2 separate regions of the Homo sapiens genome follow, and region 2 is linked to region 1. Evidence: chromatin loops called from intact Hi-C (ENCODE). Cell type or tissue: ascending aorta. All regions are shown on one strand. Each heading gives the region's core, and the rest is flanking DNA. Links, peaks and the distances in the headings are about the cores only.

Region 1 (7,612 bases), core at 1,603-6,602:
GGAACTCCCACTTCAACTAAGAAAAGAAATATAGCCTAAAGGAATCTTCAGAAACAGGAGATACTGTCTTGAAGTAAGCATGGGTCCAGGTACTGCTTGGCTACCGTTAGTTAGTGAAAGATCACAATTTCAGTCCTTAGGACGCTGATGGAAAAATCGAGATGGATTACATCCTGCCCAGCGCACAGGACCCTAGGGAGTGATGGTTGTCATCTGTCTAGTTCCTCCTGCTGTGTGTTTGGCCTTCGTAAGAGCAGCGACCACCAACAGTGATGTGAAGTGTGGAGACTAAACTTTGGAAGGATGGAAAGAGCCAGCAGAGGGAGACGGCATTTGGAATGACTTAATGCCGTGTTCTCAGGCAGTGTTCTCACAGGGGTGCTGTCTGTCACTCTGTAAACATGCACGTTTGTGGAACTAAAATCCAAGCAAAGAGCCTCTGAACAGTTGTAAGGGAGTTGATAACAGCTATCTTGAGCTGCAGATACATTATCTCATTGAGTCCTCATAACGACCCTTTGAACAAATAATTTGACAGATGTCACAGATGAGACTCCAGGATCACAGAGCAGCAGAAGTGGTGGGGTTGGAGCCCTTCACCCCGTCTGTTTTCCAGACCATGCTCAACCCTATTGGTGTTCGTAAGAAGCCAATTCCTGCCTGTCCCACTGATGTGTAGGATTTGTGAAGGGCCCTGGGCATCCTTGTCCTTAGTGCTGCCTACAGAAGCCTTGCTTCCTTGGGGATGAATGTAGAGTCAAAGCATAGCCGAGTCGGCCTCCAAGGTTGCTGCCCTGCCCTCGCTGCTGGTTCTGGGAGAGTCTGTGGTTTGCTCCGTTCCTGGCTGAGATTCACAGAGGTTCCTGGTTTAGCCTCTCGGTTTCACCTTCTCTGGCAGGTTCTGGGTTGACTCAGAAGCTGGGTGTCAGGCTGTGAGCAATGGTCTAACTGCCTGGGTGCTGTTCTGCAGGAGAAAAATGCAAAAATGCAAAACAGAGTCCACCCTTTGCTTCCCAAGGGTCCTCTGGGACCTGGCACGTCTTGGAGTTGCAGGAGGTAGCTGTATGAGGGACATGGGCTCTCTAGGTGCCAGAGCTGGGAGGAAGGAGAGCCAGGCACTGGTGGGGAGAGGGACTGGGTCCTGCTGGGGGCTCCTGGCACCCACAGTCTGACTGGGATGTGAGGAAAGAAAAAAGCTCTGGACAGGGCAAGAAGGGGTTTCCTGGGGCAAGAGGAGCCCAAGAAAGGAAACCAGAGGGCAGGAGGGCCGGTGGCTTGGGGTCTCAGCACAGCCTGGAGTTGGGGGATGGGTGCACACCACAAGTCCCATCCAGCAGCTTGTGTCTGCAATTCAAAGCTGGTCCCGGTTTAAGCCTCAGATGTTGCTCTCAGGCCAAAAATACATAATGATTTTCACAAATGAAATAAAGCGAGGCTTAGGCATTATTATCTTTGAAAAGAGATGTTTTTCTCTCCCTCTTCATCCCTTCTTCAGGCACCCTTCCCAAATTACAGTGAAAATCATCTCTGTCCAGGGCTTTGCACAGAGGTTGCATGCATTGGCAGGAAGTACAGTGTGAATCACATCTACTGACAAAATCTGAGTCTCCGGCCCTGTGATTTTTTTTTCTTTTTTTTTTTTTTGGCAGAATGCATGTCACTAACAGAACTCTAGAGAGGACTGCAGGGTTTCTGAGTTGAGATGGGCCTTAGAGATCACCACCTTAATTCCCTTATTTTATAGAAGAGCCCCAGGAGACTGGCGGGGTGGGGACAATGGCTAAGGCCACTTAGTCAGCTACTGCTGCAGACCAGGCAAGGGCCTGGAGTGAGGGCTGCGATTGGAGTCATGGCTGTGCTATTTACTAGTTATGTCATTTTGGGAAAACCACCTGACCTCTCTAAAACTCTCCTCTCTCAAGTGCAAAATGAGAACAAGAATGTCATCTACTGTAGCATTTTGGTGAGAATTAAGTGAGTAGAAGCAAGTTCATCTGTCTAACTCTTCTATCATTAGTGGTTTCCATGCCTTACTCATTTAAACCATTAGCTACTTCTATTTATAGGTTTATGATTCAATTAAACGAATGTTTATTTCACCCATACTATGCATCCAGTAATTAGGCCAAACATATGACAAATTGAAGGCCTTAGCTCCACCGTCTGGAAACGTGCAGCCTCCGCATGGAGGGAGTGGTTGAAGGGATGGCAGGGGTGTGGCACTGAGTGTTGAGGGTTGGAGAACGACTGCACCTCAGGGCACAGGAGGTGCCAGGGAAGGAGGCTGGGAAGGAATCATCCTTGTGGCGGGAGACCCAGGAGAAGGGAGTGGGCATGAAAGCAGGAGAGAGATTTGAGATGCAGGAGGTGCCGGGGGTCTGAGGAGTGAGTAGATGTGCGAGTTTTCTGTCCACTGACGTTGACTCCATCAACTTCATAAGGGAGAATATTAGTAGGAAGGGGCTGGGGGAGGAAGAAGCTGAAAGAGACAGGGCACATGTGCCCTCATGCCATTGGGTCCAGATCTATTGGATTATCCCGGGGGAACAAGGCCTGGAAGCTTACACCCTAGACAGGCACCCAGTGGTAAGAAGCCCCAGGCCGGGAGCCCACAGAGGTGGCCTTGTATACTCAGGAGTAAGAAGCCTGGCTCTGCCACTCACTCCCTATATGGCCCTAAGTAATCTCTTTGGCTTCTTTGAGTCCAGTTTCCTCCTCTGTAAACTGGGCCACTAATAGCACTGGTCTCATAGGGTGCTGAAAGGATCAAATGGGGAAATATATGGAACTGACTTGGGCCCATGCAGGAGAAATGTTGAATACATGCTTGCCATTAGTTTTGAGGCTTTGGTCTTCTCATATTTAAAAAGGAAGATGGCAATAGCTTTTCTGCTCTGGAAAAAGAATGAGACAGGGTAATGTGTGTGAAAGTAATTTGGAAATGTAAATGTGTAATGTAGTATTATTGTTGGAGGAGCCTTCAGTTCACTTTCGTTGAGGAGGTCGAGGGAACATTAGGGACATGGGGAATTTTATGTGTTGAGTTAGGAGAATAAGCTAGAGAATCACATGCTGGGTTTCAAAAGGAAAAATGGTCTTAAATAAAACTGTGTGTTTTCCCAGTGAATTTGTGGAAAGAACGTAAAATCCCCCATTATTGGTCTCTGTTTTAACGAAAGAAAGGGAAACTTTATTTAAAGGGCCTGTCGACCATATCAGCAATGTGTGGGTAACATCAGTGAGCATAGGAGGGAATCATCTAGGGCAAACTTAGCTTTCAAAATGGGCCTGGTGTGGTGGCTCATGACTGTAATCCCAGTGCTTTGGGAGGCTGAGGTGGGAGGATTGCTTGAGCCCAAGAGTTTGAGGCTGCAGTGAGGCATGATTGTGCCACTGCAGTCCAGCCTGGGTGACAGAGCAAGACTCTCTAGAAAAATAAATAAATAAATACATACATAAAAAGAGTAGGCCCTTTGAGTCCCAAATCAATTGCCTAAGTATGCTACCTTATAAGGTAGTCTATTAAACCTTTGTGAAACGATTATGCTAGCACTGATTGTCGGGCACACACTGCTCAGTGGGGATTCCCATGTGTTCTGCCCCACACGTTACTGATGATGGGCCTTTCAGAATTGTGTTTCAAAATATTTCCATCTGAGCATTATGCCTTATGCTGGCCATGTGAACACCTTATTTAAGGGAAGGAGAGAGAACTGCATTTTGAGTTTCTCATCGTGTATTTTCAACCCACTGCAGGCTAGATTATCTGCCCCTCAGTATTAAAATTACGAGGTCTCAACCCCTCTTGATGCTCTATTAACAATCTGGTACCATGTGGAACACAATCAGGAAGCCTCTGAGCTGGAGAAAGTGTGCGGTTATTGTTATTGATTGCATCAAAAGACAGGCATGTGATCAGGGAGAAGCTGGTGAGGAGGAAAGGCGAGGCTCCTTCCAGGGCCTGGGAGGGGTGAAGGGCCTGTCCGTCCAGCACGGATTCTCTGGCACCAACTGGGTGTCCCACACCTCAGTTCAATTCTGATGTTAACTACCCAGAGTTGGCGCAGACCCCACAGGTGAAGGGGCTTGGCAAGACTGTCCTCACTTCAGGCACCAGCTGTAAGTCCTGGGTCTCCAGGCTACTCATACTTCTGTCCAACTTGGCTACAAATTTGAGAGTTCCCATGACCTCCCTTCTGGTTGGATGGTTTGCTAGAATGACTCACAGAGCTCAGGAATGTGCTACAGGTTACAACTACAGTTTTATTATAATGGATACAAATGAGCAGCCAGATGGAGAGATGTAGGGCAGCAAGGTCTGGGGCAGGGGTGGGGGCGGGGACAGCGGCAGGTGCAGGAGCTTCTGTCCCGCTGGAGTCAGGGTGCTGCACCCTCCCAGAGAGTCAATTATGTTCACCAGCCAGGAAGTCCCCAAGCCTCACTGTTGCAGTATTTGTCCAGGGTTTCACTAAGTAGGCATGTGTGATGAAATCATTGGCATGTGACTGAACTCAAATTTTCAGCTCCCTCTGCTCCCTGGAGATCAGGGCGTGGGGCTGAAACCTCCAACTCTCTAATCACGTGCTTGGCCTTTCTGACGTGGCCAGCCTCTCCCCTGAAACTATGCGAGGGCCACCTCCTTTGTGCAAACTCAGGTAGGAGTTGTATAAGGGGCTGTTTCTGAATAACAAAGCACAGTGGAATCACTCAGGAAATGCGAAGGGTTTGGGAAGCTCTGTGCCAGAAACCATGGACAAAGACAAACAGGTATTTTGATGAGACCACAGCACAAGTTTGTTCATCACAGAGTCCTGGGTTCAGATCCTGGCTTCTCCTTGCTGGGTGAGGCTCTGCCCTCTCAGAACCTGATATGCTTCCTAAGTAAGGTGAGGGGACTGACAGGACCTGCCTCTCAGGGTTGTTGTCCAAATTCAGTGGGTAAGGCTGAGAAAGGCTTGATGGGAGATCAAGCAATGGCAGGATTCAGGGTGGCAGTGGTGCTGCGGTGAGGGGTACGCACAAACACCACGCTGTGGACGCAGACCCCAGACAGTCCTTAAAACGCTCAACACAGAAGTCTAGGACAGAAAACTTGGTCAACATTTGGAATTTACTGTTTTTTTTTTTTGTTGTTGTTGTTGTTTGGTTTTGGTTTTTGAATCAGAGTCTTGCTCTGTTGCCCAGGCTGGAGTGCAGTGGCGCAGTCTTGGCTCACTGCAGCCTCTGCCTCCTGGGCTCAAGTGATTCTCCTGCCTCAGCTTCCTGAGTAGCTGGGATTACAGGTGCATGCCACTATGCCCCCTAATTTTTTTATTTTTAGTAGAGACAGGGTTTCACCATGTTGGCCAGGCTGGTCTCGAACTCCTGACCTCAAGTGGCCCACCCACCCTGGCCTCCCAAAGTGCTGGGATTATGGATGTGAGCCACCACGCCTGGCCTTGGAATTTACGGTTTTGAGAGAAGGTCTTGCTTGAAAATCCAAATAGTTTGAAAATTGATGAGAAGGATAGTTGCTGACACTAAGACTGAGCCCTAATGAGCTATGGAGGAAACATGGGCATTTTAGGGACCACTCACTTAAAGGTTAGTGGTCAGAACCACTGATCTTTTGGTTCTGAGAGGAAAGCCCTCTCCAAACACCTCATGTCCAGGACTGTGAGTGATACATCCTAGTCTGAACAGCCCATGGGTTTGACCTGATGGCCTTTTTTTTTTTTTCATTTTTTATTTTTTGAAACAGGGTCTTGCTCTGTTGCCCAGACTGGAGTGCAGTGGTGCAATCAAGGCTTGCTGCAGCTTCAACTTCCTGGCCTCAGATTATCCTCCCACCCCAGCCTCCTGAGTAGCTGGGACTACAGGCATGCACCACCATGGCCAGCTAATTTTTGTATTTTTTTGTAGAGATAGGGTTTCACCATGTTGCCCAGGATGGTCTCAAACTCCTGAACTTGAGCCATCTGCTCACCTCGGCCTCCCAAAGTTGATGGCTTTTCTTGAGCCATCGACTTGATTTTAATTGTCTTTATTACACTCATTGTTTCTCAGGAAAAATAATGAGCTGTGAAAACACTATCATATTTCAATCTTAGAAGCTTGGTTGGTAATTGTGATCAGAAGTATCGGTTGGATATAAAGTACATGCCAAGTTGAACCAGGTTTCCTTCTGCTTCATCCTCACCTGGGCAGTCTCACTGCTGAGACCCTCTGTATAAGACCTCCAGCTGTCGAAAGTGAAGCAGTGTGACAGGCCTTAGGCAGCCTGGTCCCAGGGAGAGCATGGGGCGTGAGGAGGTGCGACTTCCAATCCCACCTGTGCCTAGACATGTCTGAGTACCCTTGGGAAACTCATTTCCAATTCCTGGGCCTTGGTTTCCTCATCGTAAAGTGAAAAGATTCGACTAGATGCCATGCATCTTTTTGCCCCCAGCTGTCACTGTCCATAGCATGGATGGTCCTACCCCAGCCAGCACCTCTGGAGCTGTTACTGAGCATTGACTATGTGCCAGGCCCTGTACTAACACTTTCCACACTCTGTCTCACTGCCCCCCTCCCAGGAAGTAAGACCTGTATCATCCTTATTTGTTGGGCGGGGAAATTGAGGCTCAGAGGTTGAGTGACTTTTTTTGGGGTCTCAGCTGGTCACTCGGGAGCTGGGTTGGAGTCCAGTTGTGCCTGAGTCCACTGAATAAAAGCATTATTGGGAACTGGCTTCATTAACAATGAGCCCCAGTGGAAACGTAGTATGGAATGGAAATGGAAATGGAAATGCAGTGGAAATGTAGAGTGGATATGGTGTAAGACACCTGGAAAGCTTAAGGAGCGGGAGCTAGAGAGACAGAGAGAGAGACCGAGAGACAGAGAGAGAGAGAGAGAGAGAAATCCCCAATTTCCTGGGTAACAGACACACACCCTTCTCTACCCTGGCTCAGGGCTGGCCATGGCTGTCGTGGCTGCTTTCTGGCCAGCAGAAAGGAATAACCTTGTCACCCGGGAGCAGCGGTGGGTGATGGCACTCCATGAAGAAACCTTTGCCCTCTGGCTGGTAATAAAATAAAGAAAGCTTCAAGTAAGGTGACACAGAACAGAAGTAAGAATAGCAGCAAGGTTATTCTGAGAAAGGCAGAGAGGTCTGTGCTTCGGCTGTGGGAGGATGGAGTCCTGGCGCTTGCTAACCTGCCCGGCTCGTCCGCCTGGAGTTATCGTGAAGGCAGGAGGGAGGATGTCGAGCAGGAGGGGAATTGAAACCATTTAGTCTTGGGGCTGAGATTGTGTTTTACGTATTTGGCAAAGACATTTTCAGTCATTACTTGGATTAACCCTTGCTGGGAGCACAAAGAACAAATCCACGCACGTCGTCCTTTGCTGTGGAAAGACGAGGCACTCAAGGAGCAGGCACACTCCCTTTGCACGCCGACCCCAGCAGGGGAGTGGAGAGCCCACTTGAGGCCCAGGGCCTCACAGAGCTCCATCAAGGACACCCAGACGTCATCTTGCCTTTTCGACAGATAACAATACTGTGTCCCCGCAGCTGGAAGGTGGGCTCCAAGTGTGATGGTTGCAGAAGAGGCTGCTCTCCTATTTGCCTCTCTGAGTGGCTTTCTGCCTTGCCTTG
Region 2 (6,305 bases), core at 1-5,000, 540 kb after region 1:
CCCAAACATAGAAGGGGCAAATACTCTCCAATTTACCAGTCTCCACCAGGTCAGTTCCTTCCATGATTTTGCTGTGGGCCTCTGTGGTATTTATGTTAGCCACTCTTGGTTCAAACCCTACTACTGCCTTTAATCCCTGAAATAAAAACCTACAACCTAATCTGATTAGTACTATGTCCAAACCCTCTGAGCAATAAGCACAAAGAGGAATTTAGGCAGAAAACAAACCATTTTCATGGTTCTATGTTGGTACTGCTTTCATGAACTAGTTCATTTTTTTAAAAGTGTTATTTTCAAAAATGATTGTCATCTTTCTTTACACTTTTGATTATTAAGCTATTTTCTGTAAATGATCAGTTCCCTTTCAAGCAAAATGTCATTACTATGTAAAGCCTGGTGGTTAAAACACACTTTAGCTTAATGAAGACAGACCTGAAAGCTAATGTTTGGACCTCAACTCATCACTGCCACAAAAGTTAGTAACTTTGTAAAAATGTTGATGTGGGCCATGCGCGGTGGCTCACGCCTGTAATCCCAGCACTTTGGGAGGCTGAGACAGGCAGATTACAAGGTCAGGAGATTGAGACCATCCTGGCTAACACGGTGAAACCCCATCTCTACCAAAAATAGAAAAAATTAGCTGGGCGTGGTGGCACGCGCCTGTAGTCCCAGCTACTCTGGAGGCTGAGGTAGGAGAATTGCTTGAACCCGGGAGGTGGAGCTTGCGGTGAGCTGAGATTGCACCACTGCACTCCAGCCTGGGCGACAGAGCAAGACTCATCTCAAAAAAAAAAAAAAAAGTTGGTTTGATAGTTTGACACATCCTCCATTCCCATCTAAAGATGGAATAAATCAGTTACGGGGTTTTAAAAGGGGATTTTAAATGCCACACACAGCCTTCAAGCAGATTCAACCATCCACACGTCAACTGCCTCTTACCCAGGCATTGCTTACCCATTGCACTGAGATAGTGGTTGAAGGCCTGGCAAGGAGGACTTGGGGTTTGTGTTGATTTGTCACAACTCATGGGTGCTGGGCTCCTGTCTGTGTCAAAAGAGAAATACCCACTGGAGGATCGAGACAGCAGGGAGGATCTTCTCATAAAGATGAAAAGCGGGGATCTGGTAGCAAAAGGGCCAGGGCTGGCAGGTGGGGCCAGCGGGCCCTGAGGGCTGCCGTGGGGGCAGCTGTCCCCTTCACCTCCGTGATTGCCTTCAGGATTACCTTGTGGCTCTGTCTGTAGGGAGGTAGGGGCCCCAGGTCTGAGCTGGGGAGGCCTCTCCGCAGGCTGCAATTGTCTACCTTCTCGGTCACACTCAGAACTTACATCAGAAGGTTGCTTTGCCATTTGGTCTTTTTTTCTGCAAGTAAAATAAAAACTAAGATTATTTTAAGCAAAAAAAAAAATCGATGAATAAACAAATTAGCTCTCACCTAGCGATTAAAAATTCTTAGGGTTAATCCCAAATACTTTGTTCTATACTTTTCTGACAATCTCCCAAATAAAAAAATTGCACCTAAAATAATAAAGGTGTAATTTTTTTTTGGTAGAGGGTACCCCCAAACAAAATACAGTAACAATGTCAACAGCTTGCGGAACTGGTGCACACACACATGCGTTTCCAGAGAAGCAGCTAATCTGAAGTCTATTCGTGTGTGCTCTTTGCCCAGGACAGACTTCTTCGAGTAAGTCAGAAACTCCCAGCGGCTCTGACTTCCCGGGGTTAGGTAGGACGCCGGAGCACAGGAGCGGGCGCAGATGCAGCGATTGCAGGCGGCTGGCCGCGTTCCCTGCTCCGGCCCCATTGTTTGCCGAAAATGCTGAGGGCAGCAAGTCTGGGGAAGGTCTGGCAGCGGCCGTCAGTCGTAGTAAGTGCGTCACAATAGAGTTTGTAACTCCAGCGCGGCTCGGCCCGGCTCTGGCGCTCTCTCCGCCCGTGCTCCCTCCCTCCCGCTCCCGTACCGCACGCCGCACCGAATCAGACAGAACTTCTCTGAGGTGCACACCGTGAGGTGCACATCTCTAAATGGGGAGGGGGCGGCGGAGGGCGACGAAGCGAACGCCTGCAAGGTCTACAACTAGGTCCGCAGGCTAGGCGACACCGGTGCGCGCCGCGCCGCCTTCATCCCACAGACCCTCCCCTCAGAAGGCAATCACACCGAAACTCACGTCCGCGCCTTCCCTTCAGAGCGCAGCGTCCGGGCCAGGGACCAAGCCCCGCGGCGTCCGGCCCGCGCCCTTCGCCGACCGGGCGCCCCCTGACCGTCACCACGAAAGCAGCGCAGGAGACAAAGCCCGGGACTCGGGTTCAGAGTCCCCGGCGCAGCGCAAAGCCCGCGCCTTCCCGCCAGCCCGCCGCCGCGCTCCGCCGGGCAGCCGAGGGCTCCGCACGCCGCGCCTCTGGCCCGCGCTGCCCCGGCCGCAGCCGCCGGGAACATCCTCCGCCTCCTCCCGCTCCTCCCCTCGCGCTCTGCGCCCGCCGCCGCCGGCACCGCCGACCTCCCCGCGCCGCTGGCGCCGGGTGCCCGCGTTCCCAATTGGTCCGCGCGCGGTCGCTCCGCGCCGCAGCCAATCGGCAGCCGCGGTGGGGGCGGCGCCTACGGGTCAGGCCGCCAAAGGCGAGGCGATTGTTGACAAACTCGCCTCCGAGCGCTGCTCTGGCCGTGGTCGTGGCGGCTGCCGCTTCGTCGGAGGATTTGAGGGCCGGCTGGCCCGGCCACCCTGCCCATCCCTGTGCTCCTTCCGGACACAAGCCTTAGCAGCTCCCGCCGTCCTGGACAGCCAGTCACCTGGAGACAAAGCAGGACTTGCGCCGCGCCCGGACCCGCAGGGCCATCCCCAGGCCCAGTCCTCGCCACTTGTCCTTGTTTTGGCCCGTCGGGGGCAGACCCTAACGGCCGTCACCGCCCTGGCTGTGGCAACTATTCTCCTCCAACAACTTCCTCTCTCTCCTGGTGCGCCGCAGACACGAGTCAAAGCCGAAGAGCCACCCCTGGCCGCGGACGCGCACGTCCGCGACCATCGAGTAAATTCACACCCTCCGCCCTGGCGTCCGTCGGGCCCTCCACCAGCAGCGCCAACCCTGGGGCAACAGGTCCCAGAGGGCACGGCGCCGCCAGCCTGCACCGCGAACCGGGTCGGGTGTGCTCGGGCATGCGTGAGCCGCTAAGATAGCCCGGCCCAGGGACCGAGCAGGTTCTGCCGGCCGCGACTAGTCCCCTGCGCGGTCCAGGTGGTCAGGGGAGGACCTAGATTTCTCGCTGCCAGGGAATCGTGCGGATGGCACAGGCCGCAGGACTCCTGCAGAGCAAGCAGGGGCCCCAGGTACGCTTGAGAAAGCGAACGCAGCAGTGGCCCCGAAACCTTGGCCTGAATGAGTAAAAGGAAAAGCCGTGTCTCGTCAGTTAAATCACCACCGCAGTTCCGCAAATCCTCCGCAACAGGCCCACGCGCCCCAAAAAACCAAGACACGAAACACCCTCACACTGCGCGGCCGCTACTCTGAGGGCGCCGGAGCCGGCGGCGAGACTTTCCAGCTGGGCGCACAGCCCGATACTACGAGCAGGTCCTCAGCTCCCGGGCCGGCGCCGAAAGGCACGCGCTGCCTCTCCTCCTGCCCGGACCTACGACCCTTCACCAGGCCCGCGCGCAGCATCCCGTCCCAAGCCGCACTTCGGCCAAGAGCCTGCAGGTTCCGCGTGAACGACTTTTCTTTAAAGAGAACCTGCCCGAGAGGGAACCCGATCCACACGGATCCCCACCTCCCGCCGGCGACAAGCGGCGCCGATGCAAGCGTCTCCGCTCGCACGTGCACGGGAAGCGGGCAGTAGGTGGTGCCGTTCGGGCTCCAGCGCTAGTCTTCCTTCGGTGCCAGGCCCGCGCCCCGGGATTTGGAGGTATTTACCTTGCGTTTCTCAGTCCGAGAGTCAGAGTCAGACATTTGGGGGAACAAGGGCCAAGAAAGGGCGCCGAGGCGGTGGCGGCGGGAACGCAGCGAACCGAATACCGCGATGATGCGATCGCAGTGTGGCAGGGTTCGCAGGGTGGCTGCAAGAATCAAGTGGTGGTAGTGGCGGCGGCGGCGGCGGCGGCGGCGGCGGCGGCGGCGGCGGCAGCGGCAGCGGCGCTGGACGCAGAGCTCCAACAAACTGCAGACCAGGCGGCTGCGCGGAGCGAAGTGAAACCTGCGCGGCCCTGCAGCCCAGCTCTGGCTGGCGGCCCCGCTCCTACGCCCAATCACTGCGGACCCCGCCCCCGCTAGGTCCCGCCCCGGCGCGCGGGCTGGCAAGCTCCGCCCCCCTCGGCGCCGCGGCCGCCGGCGCGTGCAGGCTCGGACAGGTAAAGGCGGGGGTTGCCCCGCTGGGTTGCCTCCCGCGCGCGCCGCCGTCCCTGGCGTGTTTACCGGAGTAACTCTGCCTGCTGGCGGCCATGTGCGCGCCCATCCCCCACCCCGAAGTGTACCCTAGCCTCCCGCTCACCTACCCCAACCCGGCGGCGGCCGCGGCGTGCGCGGCACAGAGGGGGCGCTCCGGTCACAGCCTCCGCTGGCCCGGCCGGCGGTGTGAAGCCTCGGGAGGCGCCCTGCGCTCTCACTGTGCCCTGAGTTTCTAAGCCGCTCTGGGGCAGGCGCGGGGACTGGGTTGGTCCTCGCGAAGGCGCGGGGCGAGGTCTTTGAGCTCTCCTCCCTCTGAGGGTCCCTGGCGCCGGGCGGGACGCGGATCAGCAGGCTGCGCATCTTCCTCGCCCGGGCCTCTCGCGGGACTCAGGCACCCTCCTCCTGCCACCCCGCAGGGGCTCTCCAGCTTTTCTTCCGCGCCCAGTCGCCCTAAGAGACAGAGGCCGTGGGGGCAGGACGCGCCCAGAAAACGGCCAGGCGCGGTCCCAGTGGGCGTCTTCGCCGCCTCCCGGGTGAGGGCGGGAGGCATGTGCAAAGCAGGTAAAATAGGGAAATGAAAAAAGCACTCAGAAAAAAAAATCCTTTTAGGAAAAAAAAAAACGAGGTGAATGGCGGCCTCCAAGTGAGAGAGAACGTTGCGCACTGCATTTGGCTAGGACCCCCAAGATTTGCTGGGCTCGCAGATAACCTCGTAGGAGCTCCCTCGACTGGCTGAGGCCAGTGAAGGCAGAACAGCTGAGTTCGGGCCGCGGTGCGGGAGCGCAAAATACCCCGTCCCTCCTCCCCTCCCGCCTCCCCACCCATCCCTTTCCTCCCTGGAGTCCGCAGCACCTCACTCTACCTCCCAGGAGACCAAACTCCATGCCGCCTCTCCAGTCCTCTGAGTCTGCACCCGGGTCTGCTCTCCCAACGCGTGGCTGGCGCCCCAACCCCGGCCCTCCTGTCTGCTCCTCCCGCGCCTCAGTTCCCCAGCCCCAGCTTCTAGACAACTGCAGCGGGGGTGTGGGAGGTGGATCGGGAAATGGAACATCCCGCAGGTGAGGTCAGGCTAGATGGATTAAGGAAACTCTGTAAAGGGACCACCCTACACACCACCGCAGCCGGCAGGGAGAAGGAAGGGGCCTTGCCGTAGAGGAGCAAGTGAGGAGGCGTTGTCCCGCCGTCCGGCCGCCTGGAGCAGTTTTTAAATTCATAAGCGCTTCTGTAACGTCAGTGGGACACAGCGCAGCCCCATGCCAAAGTCTCAGCGCATTTTCGGGTGAATTTTGAGCGAGGTGAAGGAGGCCTTGGGTTCCCGGAGTCGCTGGAGGACGCGCGTCGGGCCCCGCCCAGTTATTTCGCTGCAAGAGGGAAAAGGCACGAGCGTGGACACGGCTAAGTAGACTCGGAGGCCGGAGATCGGTCCTAACCGGGCCTCGAAGTTCCTACCGCGGACGAACTTTGCTCTTCGCGGCCGTCCCGCGTCGCACCCGGGGAAAAGCAACACAACTTGCTGCGCGGGCTGAGAGCCCGAAGCCCGCCGCACGCCGCAATGCTCCGCGCTCCCCGCGGGGTCGGGCGACTCAGACAGGGACCGGAAAAGAACCACGCAGAAGAAAGCCCTATTTCTTGTCGTCTGTTCCTGTGCAGCCTTGCAGCCTCGCCGCCCCCGCGTCGCTCGCTCTCGCGACCCTGTGAACACTTTGAAAAACAAGAGTCGGGGGAAGCAACGGGCTAAGCGCTGCTATTTGGGGCACTAAAAGGAAGCCGGCCAGAGGTGGCGGGTTCATGCGTCCCCCGAGACCCAGGCCGCGTCGGGGGCCAAGAGCCCTTACAGCCTTCTCCCGCGCCGTCGGGAGGTCCTCCCGGAACTGGGCCGGAGCGCAGAGAACGCAGTGTGAGAAGGGCCCATGGGTTTTAGGTCACCTC

What was found. Peaks named below come from ENCODE experiments on the same cell type or tissue, not always from the same donor. Only the 100,000 strongest peaks of a DNase experiment are listed, where the experiment ranks them.
Region 2: a loop joins it to region 1, with 7 times the contacts of the local background. A loop is called at or near these places in 36 of 110 quality-filtered maps.

The regions. Positions count from the first base shown.
Region 1 is chr2:111,656,520-111,664,131 of GRCh38, reverse strand. No RefSeq gene overlaps it. Among named protein-coding and RNA genes, the nearest start is that of MIR4771-2, 110 kb to the left of the region's middle. In ascending aorta, for the core only: no CTCF peak of the experiment used is centred there; DNase peaks (open chromatin) are centred at 4,141 and 4,601; H3K27ac peaks cover 1,878 bases.
Region 2 is chr2:111,118,789-111,125,093 of GRCh38, reverse strand. BCL2L11 (BCL2 like 11) reads right to left here and starts at 4,180. Exons shown (of 4, transcript NM_138621.5): 1 at 3,906-4,180; 2 at 955-1,361. The coding sequence starts at 1,348. RefSeq lists silencers at 2,096-2,655, 3,448-3,742, 4,076-4,615 and enhancers at 3,626-3,745, 4,896-4,975. In ascending aorta, for the core only: a CTCF peak has its summit at 4,505; DNase peaks (open chromatin) are centred at 1,833, 2,573, 3,653, 4,333 and 2 weaker places; H3K4me3 peaks cover 3,566 bases; H3K27ac peaks cover 2,554 bases.